Linked DNA regions of Homo sapiens: region 2 is linked to region 1. The links are chromatin contacts, found by Hi-C in ENCODE. All regions are on one chromosome and are shown on one strand. The core of a region is the stretch at or near the end of the contact, and the rest is flanking DNA. Distances in the headings are between cores, read along the strand shown. Region 1 holds the start of APH1A (aph-1A gamma-secretase subunit). Region 2 holds the start of VPS72 (vacuolar protein sorting 72 homolog).

Evidence for each region. A loop is a pair of places that touch in the nucleus more often than their neighbours do. Pooled maps may share reads with other maps.
Region 2: a loop to region 1 is called in a pooled map, with 4 times the contacts of the local background. The contact joins the promoter of VPS72 here to the promoter of APH1A in region 1. A Hi-C loop is called at or near these places in 7 of 50 pooled maps.

What each region holds. Positions count from the first base shown.
Region 1 is chr1:150,266,751-150,270,639 of GRCh38, forward strand. It overlaps APH1A (aph-1A gamma-secretase subunit), which reads right to left and starts at 2,266. Exons shown (of 7, transcript NM_001077628.3): 1 at 1,948-2,266; 2 at 1,207-1,377; 3 at 966-1,039; 4 at 606-728; 5 at 325-452. The coding sequence starts at 2,060. It overlaps LOC124904414, which reads right to left. Exons shown (of 2, transcript XM_047438213.1): 2 at 2,306-2,579. The coding sequence ends at 2,306. It also overlaps a transcript of C1orf54 not described here. RefSeq lists a silencer at 2,048-2,505 and enhancers at 2,366-2,977, 2,559-2,608, 2,669-2,718.
Region 2 is chr1:151,188,483-151,192,418 of GRCh38, forward strand. VPS72 (vacuolar protein sorting 72 homolog) reads right to left here and starts at 1,715. Exons shown (of 6, transcript NM_005997.3): 1 at 1,523-1,715. The coding sequence starts at 1,639. RefSeq lists enhancers at 1,690-1,759, 1,800-1,859.

The DNA of each region.
Region 1 (3,889 bases), core at 1,016-3,515:
CTCAAATTCTCCAGTCTTTCCCTTCAGAGCACCAACATCTTGTGGTTAAGGGGACTTTTGATTTTCAGCTCCTCAGAAACTCAAAGGTTTCTGCCGCTCCTGCTCACCTCAGGCCCTCTGCATTACAGTTTGACTAATCCTTTCAACCTCCTCCCCAGAGCAGGTGATAGAAATGATGCTGAGGTGAGAGACCTTGAAAGACTCACCTTTCCTCCTCCTCCCAGGTAAGTTAAAAATGTTAAGAAGTGAGGATACCCTTTCCCCCACATCCCACTCACCATTAAATGCTTTTCTCCCTAACTCAGGCCCCTGTCTCCAACTCACCAGTCCCGATGTCAGTAGGTGACTCCCAACCACCAGGCCCAAAGCCCAGTACCGTCTCCTCTCACAGGCATCAAAGAACACAACTCCCCAAAAGGTATGGAGCAGGATAATGGCTGCTGTCAGAAAGGCTGCAGGGAGGGAGATGGGGAGGAGATACATCCCTGATCTTCTCCCAGGCTCCTGAGATGTTGAGCCAAAGAAGTCTCTCAGGGAAGGCCAATAAATCAGATCAGGGACAAGGATGGATGGGGGGTAAAGGCTAGATAGAAGGTGGATCTTACCTGAAGTCAGGAAGTAATAGGGTGAGTCTCCATGGATCCCAACCACACCTGGCCCAAGTGCATCAGCCAAAATATTGATAACAGAGAAGACACCACTGATGATACCGAAGGAGAGACCAGAAACTGGGGGAAGGGAGGATCTCATCAATGTCAGAGATCACACTATTGCCTGTTCACCACTGACCCCTCCCCATTCCCGGTTACAATTCTTTCACATCTACTCTCCCTCCAGACCAACTTTCTTTGGAAGTGACGGATGAAGGAAAGTAAGAAGCCACTTAGAACATGTGGATATTTAGAGACTTCCCTAGAGGAGGGGGCTGTCCAACTCCCTCCTCCAGTCCCTCTCCCTTGGCTCACCATAGGCCATCTGGCGGATGGAGATGGGTGATCTTCCGTCCTCACTCAGCGATGCTAACCCCTCATCTGCCTTCCTGGGGTGGGGTGGGGTAGGGGAAACATGAGGGAGGGCAGGGATGCTCCTTTCCCTCTAATGTCCTCCCTTAGTGCCTCCTCTTCCAAACCAGCACCCAGGGGCTGCCCCACTTCCCATAGTGCAGTCCTTTGCCCCTCTCCCCTCCAGACCACTCCATCTTCTTACTTAAGCAGCTTGTAGTAGGCAAAGCGGAACACCTCCTGTAGAAGGACAGAGACAGCAGCACCAAAAATCAGGAGGCCGTACTGGAGCCGGGCATCTGACCGGTCGGTCACATGGACCAAGATGAACCAGACCACAGAGGCCAGGAGCAGGGAGACCAGCCAGAAAAATGCCCTGAGAAAAGACAGGGGCAGTGAGACAAGCAATAGTAGTGGGAGCCAGAGAAATCAAGGAGGGAAACCAGCCAAAGCTGCTTGAAAAGTGGAAGTTAGCCTTCCGGATGGTTAGGGAGACATGGACCAGGTAGGGTAACTGTCTCCACCAAGAGACTCATCTGTAGAAAAGTGAACGCACTGGAAAGGGGAGAAATCTAATTAAAGAGTCTTCAGAGCGATGACAGCCAGAGTGTGCGAGCACGGAAGGGCGAGGTATCCGTTCCTGGATCCTCCCCTAAGGCACCTGACTCGGCCTGCCTAGGTCAGCACAGCCCCCTCACGAGTCTCGGCCTTGGGCCTTCTCTGACGTCGCTGGGAGGAATATAGGAGGAATCTGTGAGATCCTTGGAAGGTGGAAACCAACTGCGGGAAAGGACAAATCTCCCAGACCCAACCCCTCACCTCCGCCCAAACTTCACCTCCGACTTATCGTCCCCAATTCAGGCTCCCAGGCTTGCCCCAGTTCCTCCAGCCCCTTCCGCACCTCTCTCTTCGACGCTCTCCCGCGTCTCCCGGGCCCTCTACTCACCCTGCGACCAGGATGATAACGCGAAGCGGGTCCCCAGCCACAGTGATCAAGAAAAGCGCGAAGGCCGGGCCGAACGCGACGAAAGTGCAGCCGAAAAACACCGCAGCCCCCATGGCTGGTCAGGTGGGAAGGGGGGTGGGGGCCTGACCAGGACAGGCAAATGGGAGGGGCGCGCCAGCTGGGGAGTCCGCGTGGGGTGGCAACGCGACCCCACGAGGGGCGCGGTGCAATGTCACCCCCAGACCCCGGGGAAGGGGAAGGGGGGGAACCGAAACCCCAAATGAAGGTCCGCGCCACTTCCTCTACGGAAGCCGAAGAGGGGACAAATCCCGGCCGCAGCCCCACGGCCACCTCCCATCTAATCCCCACCCCCGGAAGGCCAATGGAGAATCAGCGCGGGCGGAGCTGCTCGACCTGCTGGGAGTTGTAGTCGCCTTCCGAGGCCTTGACTTCGTCCTGGGAGTGGCTCGAGCCGGTTAATGGGGGTGGGCCGGGAATGGACCAGTCGAGACACCAATTCCAGGGTTCGGTTGCGCTTCCGTCGCTGTTTCCTTTCGTCACTTTGTGGGGAAAAGTGGTAGCAATCATACCTCTTCTTGAAGGGCTGCAGAGGGGGTAGATCCTGTTTGAATCTAAGGGACAAATACAAAGAGAGCACAGGATGGGGCGCAGGGAGATAGGGACGGGTATTGTTCTTACTTGAATGAGAGGAAATGGGCTAGAGCTGCTGCCTAAGAGATGAAGATTACATTAAAAAGTAGGAGCTCTTCGGACAGACTAGTATAATAAACATGGAATACAGTATATCGCTAATGAAGCCTTCATCTGTAATGACAAGAGAATCGGAGAGAAGCAAAAGGAGCCTGGAGAGAAATGTTAGGAAGGCATTTTGAAAGAGTCCGGGAGTTTAAAAGCAATTAGAGCGATGGGGTTGAAGGAAAACGACACCCCCACCCCACCCCCGCCATAAATTCCTTTTATGTCATACTTCCTCTATTTATTTTCTGAAAAATGAACCTCAGTGGTGCGTTTTCCTGAGGCTGAGAGGGGTTGTATATTAGAGTGAATGAAAGTTAAAGTAGGCTGAGCGCGGTGGCTCACCCCTGTAATCCCAGCACTTTGGGAGGCCAGGAGTTTGAGACCAGCCTGGCCAACATGGCGAAACCCCATCTCTACTAAAAATACAAAAATTAGCCAGATGTGGTGGCGCACGCCTGTAATCCCAGCTACCTGGGAGGCTGAGGGGCAAATATAGCTTGAACCCAAGAGGCAGAGGTGGCAGTGAGCTGAGATTGCGCTACTGCACTACAGCCTGGGCAACGGAGTGAGGTTCTGTCTCAAAAAAGAAAAAGAAAGTTAAGTAGGAGAGGAGGGTATTGTAATCTCATTTGGATGGGGAGAGGTTAGTCCTTAGGGAAGATGTTAGGCAAAGGAATCTGAGGATGGAAAAGAGGAAAGAAATCTGGAATATTGTTTTTGAAAGCATAATCAAAGTACCAAAAAAAACCCCACAGAAATTGTTTAAAGATAACCAAACTTCCTTTCCTTCCTGGAAGTGATTTATTATTTAATCCATATGTGCACACTCACATACATGTTTTACATGTCTTCCAGGATATTCTGGAAAGGAGCTGAGGAATAGATTGTATAGATTTACACGGAGGCTGGTCACAGTGGCTCATGCCTGTAATCCCAGCACTTTCGGAGGCCAAGGCGGCTGGATCACTTGAGGTCAGGAGTTTGAGACTAGCCTGGCCAGTGTGGTAAAACCCCATCTCTACTAAAAATACAAAAAATTAGCCAGGCATGGTGGTGCGCACCTGTAGTCCCAGCTACTCAGGAGGCTGAGCCACGAGAATAGCTTGAATCTGAGAGGTGGAGGTTACAGTGAGCTGAGATCCCACCACTGCACTCCAACCTGGGCGACAGAGCAAGACTCTGT
Region 2 (3,936 bases), core at 465-2,964, 920 kb after region 1:
TCCTCTGGATGAAGAGCAAAATTCCTTAACATAGCTCACAAGGCCCTAAAGGATCTGGCCCATGCCTACTCCCTGCAGGCTTATCAATCTTTAGTCTCCTTCATGCTCTGGAGAATGAAAGTAGACTTGCAGGTCCTAGACCAGGATCTCAATGTCTTTACATACTCAGCCCATCCTGCTCTGTGGACTAACCTTTCTCCTTCTCCTGCTTTTCATCAAGCTAAGGTCTACTTTTCAAACTGTCCTCAGCTTAAACATCATCCCTCCAGGGATGCCTATCCTGATCAACAACTTTGGTTCAGATGTATTACCTTAACACTCTTACACCTTGTTTTAGTCCTTATCACACATTTTTTGTTTGTTTTTGAGACGGAGTCCTGCTCTGTCGCCCAGGCTGGAGTGCAGTGGTACGATCTCGGCTCACTGCAACCTCCTCCTCCCAGGTTCAAGCGATTCTCTGCCTCAGCCTCCTGAGTAGCTGGGACTATAGGCGCACACCACCACGCTTGGCTAATTTTTGTATTTTAATAGAGACAGGGGGTTTTACCATGTTGGCCAGGATGGTCTCGATTTCCTGACCTTGTGATCCACCCGCCTCGGCCTTCCAAAGTGCTGGGATTACAGGCGTGAGCCACTGTGCCCGGCCAAAGCCACTGTGCTCGGCCTATCACACAGTATTTTAACTGTTAACCCAGGCAGTTACCCCACTGGGGCATGGAGTATGTAAGGACAGAGCACTGTTTTTAATATTCTGTTTCCCTAGAGCCTAAAACAACCTATTACCGATGGCATGCTCTGGGTACTCAACACATTTAATAAACGGGTAGATTCAACTAATAAAAATTTAGCAAGTGGCAGCCCAGTCCGGACACCTCACACATAATGTTGAACAAAACAGACCATCTCTAACTTTATACAGTTTACAATGCAATAGAAAAGCATAAGCAAGTAAGCAAACCAAATCTAATTGCAAATTGAAATATGTTCTGTGGAAGAAATAAATGGGGACACTTGTTAGGATAGTCAAGGAAGGGTTATCTTCCTGAGAAAACATTTACACTGAGACCTGAAAGCTGAAAAAGAAGTGGGCTAAGCTCCTCTACTTTTGGAGCGGTTCCTTTCCATGTCTCAGGTGAATAATCCAGCAGTGGGCCAACGAGTATACATCGAGCAACTGTCTACTACTATGTGTGTGCCTCGTGTATGCTGGACGTCAGAAGTACAGTGAAAGATGCAACCACGCAAGTATACGGTAGGTTTCTGCCGTTCTCTGTTCTCTGGAGTGCCTCCGGAGAGCTTCTCCGTCTCAGGCCCCTTTGACCCCATCCAGAGCTCTCCCTTCTAGGACTCCACACTATCCGTTCCCCCGCCTCGCCCCCCGGCTCCGATTCACCCACCCAACTCGAGTATCAGCTCCCAGAGCTCCTCTCTATTCCCCGCCCTCTTCTTCTTTGTCCGGGGTTTCTCCCTTCAGGGCTCCTCTTTGCCTCCTCCCCTCCCTTTTCCCAGGCCCGGATCTTGCCTCTGTGAAACCCCCATAAGTCGTCTGGTAGAACTCATCTTCCTCCTCTGCCTCCAAAAGCCCAGAAAGCCGGTTCCCAGCGGTCTTCCGGGGTGCCCGGCCCCCAGCCAAACTCATACCGCCTACCGAGACTGCGCCGCCACCTGCAGCCCCTCACCAGCTCGGTTTTGGGAGCTCGACGCTCGACATCACTACCTGCGGGTGGCCACCAGCGGCGGAAGTCGGGCGTTTACAGGCAGAAGTAACAGAGTGTCGAGAGACTCCCAGTCCCACCCTCTAAACCCTCTTTACTCTTCAGCCTCTCCTACTCCTGCGCGGATGCTCTAGGCCGCTTGCTCTAGTACCCAGCGATCTCCCTTGCTCAATGAGTCCACTTGGTGGTACGAAGACCCCCATAACCCTAAGTCAACACATTTTATTTTATTTATTTTTATTTTATATATATATATGGTTTTTTTTTTCCGTAGGGACGGAGTCTCGCCTCGCTCTGTCGCCAGACTGGAGTGCAGTGGCACGATCTCGGCTCACTGCAACCTCCGTCCCCCGGGCTGAAGCGATTCTCCTGCCTCAGTCCCCCGAGTAGCTGGGATTACAGGCGCCCGCCACCATGCCCAACTAATTTTTGTATTTTTAGTAGAGACAGCTTTCACCGTGTTGGCCAGGCTGGTCTCGAACTCCTGACCTCAGGTGATCCGCCCGCTTCGGCCTCCCAAAGTGCTGGGATTACAGGCATAAGCCTGCGCCCCCAGCTCACATTTTCTTTTAGAAGAGGTCATTCTCTCCGCTCCAGTCCATTTTCTACACTGCTGCTAGTAGGAAACTTTCTAAAAACCCACGTTTTGCCACTCCTGTCCTCAAACATTTTTAATGGCTCCACATCATCTACAAGATAAAGTCAAAAATCCTTGAGGAAGGAAGCATAGTATTGTGGTTAAAAACACAGCCATAGACATTTATCCAAAGGAAAGGACATAATTCAACCTGAGGAAGCCAATTTAGGAGGAAAAAAAAAAAGGAAATCAGTATATCCAAGAGACGTCTGCACTCCATATTTATGCACCCCCATATTTATTGCAGCACTACTTAGAGTAGCCAAAATAGGAAATCAATCTCTGTGTCCAACAACAGATGAATAAAGGAAATAGGGTGTATATACACAATGGAATACTTTTCAGCCATTAAAAAGAAGAAAATCCTGTCATTTGCAGCAACATGGATGGAACTGGAGGACATGTTAACTGACTTAAGCCACGAACAGAAAGTTAAAACACTGCATGTTCTCACTCATATGTGACGCTTTTAAAAAGTTGATTTCATAGAAGTGAAAGAACAGAGGATACTGGAGGCTGGGAAGAGCAGGGGGAAGGAAGGGACAGGGAAAGATTTGTTAAAAGACACAAAATTGTGGCTCACACCTGTAATCCCAGCACTTTGGGAGGCCGAAGGGGGTGGATCATGAGGTCAGGAGTTCACGACCAGCCTGGCCAAGATGGCGAAACCCCATCTCTACTAAAAATACAAAAATTAGCTGGTCGTGGTGGTGGGCGCCTGTTATCCCAGATACTCGAGAGGCTGAGGCAGAGAATTGCTTGAACTCGGGAGGCGGAGGTTGCAGTGAGCCGAGATCGCGCCATTTGCTCTCCAGCCTGGGAAACAGAGCAAGACTCCGTCTCAGAAAAAAAAAAAAGACAAAATTGGGCCTGGCACAGTGGCTCACACCTGTAATCCCAGCACTTTGGGAGGCTGAAGCGGGCAGATCCCGAGGTCAAGAGATTGTGACCATCCTGGCCAACATGGTGAAACCCCGTATCTACTACAAATACAAAAATTAGCTGGGTGTGGTGGCGCGCACCTGTAGTCCCAGCTACTAGGGAGGCTGAGGCAGGAGAATCGCTTGAACCCGGGAGGCAGAGGTTGCAGTGAGCTGAGATTGTGCCACTGCACTCCAGCCTGGCAACAGAGCAAGACTCCATCTCAAAAGAAAAAAAAAAAAGACACAAAATTACAATTTTTTTTGAGACAGGGTCTCTATTGCCCAGGCTGGAGTGCAGCAGCAGGATCATGGCTCACTGCCTCCTTGACCTCCTGGGCTCAAGCTGTCCTCCCACCTTGGCTTCCAAAAGTGCTAGGATTACAGCTGTGAGCCACCACACTGGCCCCCAATTACATTTGTTTGTTCGTTTGTTTGTTTGTTTGAGATAGGATCTCACTTTGTCACCCAGGCTGGAATACAGTGATGCAATCACTGCTCACTGCAGTCTCGACCTCCTGGGTTCAAGTGATCATCGCACCTCAGCCTCGTGGGTAGCTGGAACTACAGGCTCGTGTCACCACGCCTGGCTAATTTTTTGTACTTTTTGTGGAGATGAGATTTCATCATGTTGCCCACGGTGATCACCTGAGCTCAAGTGATC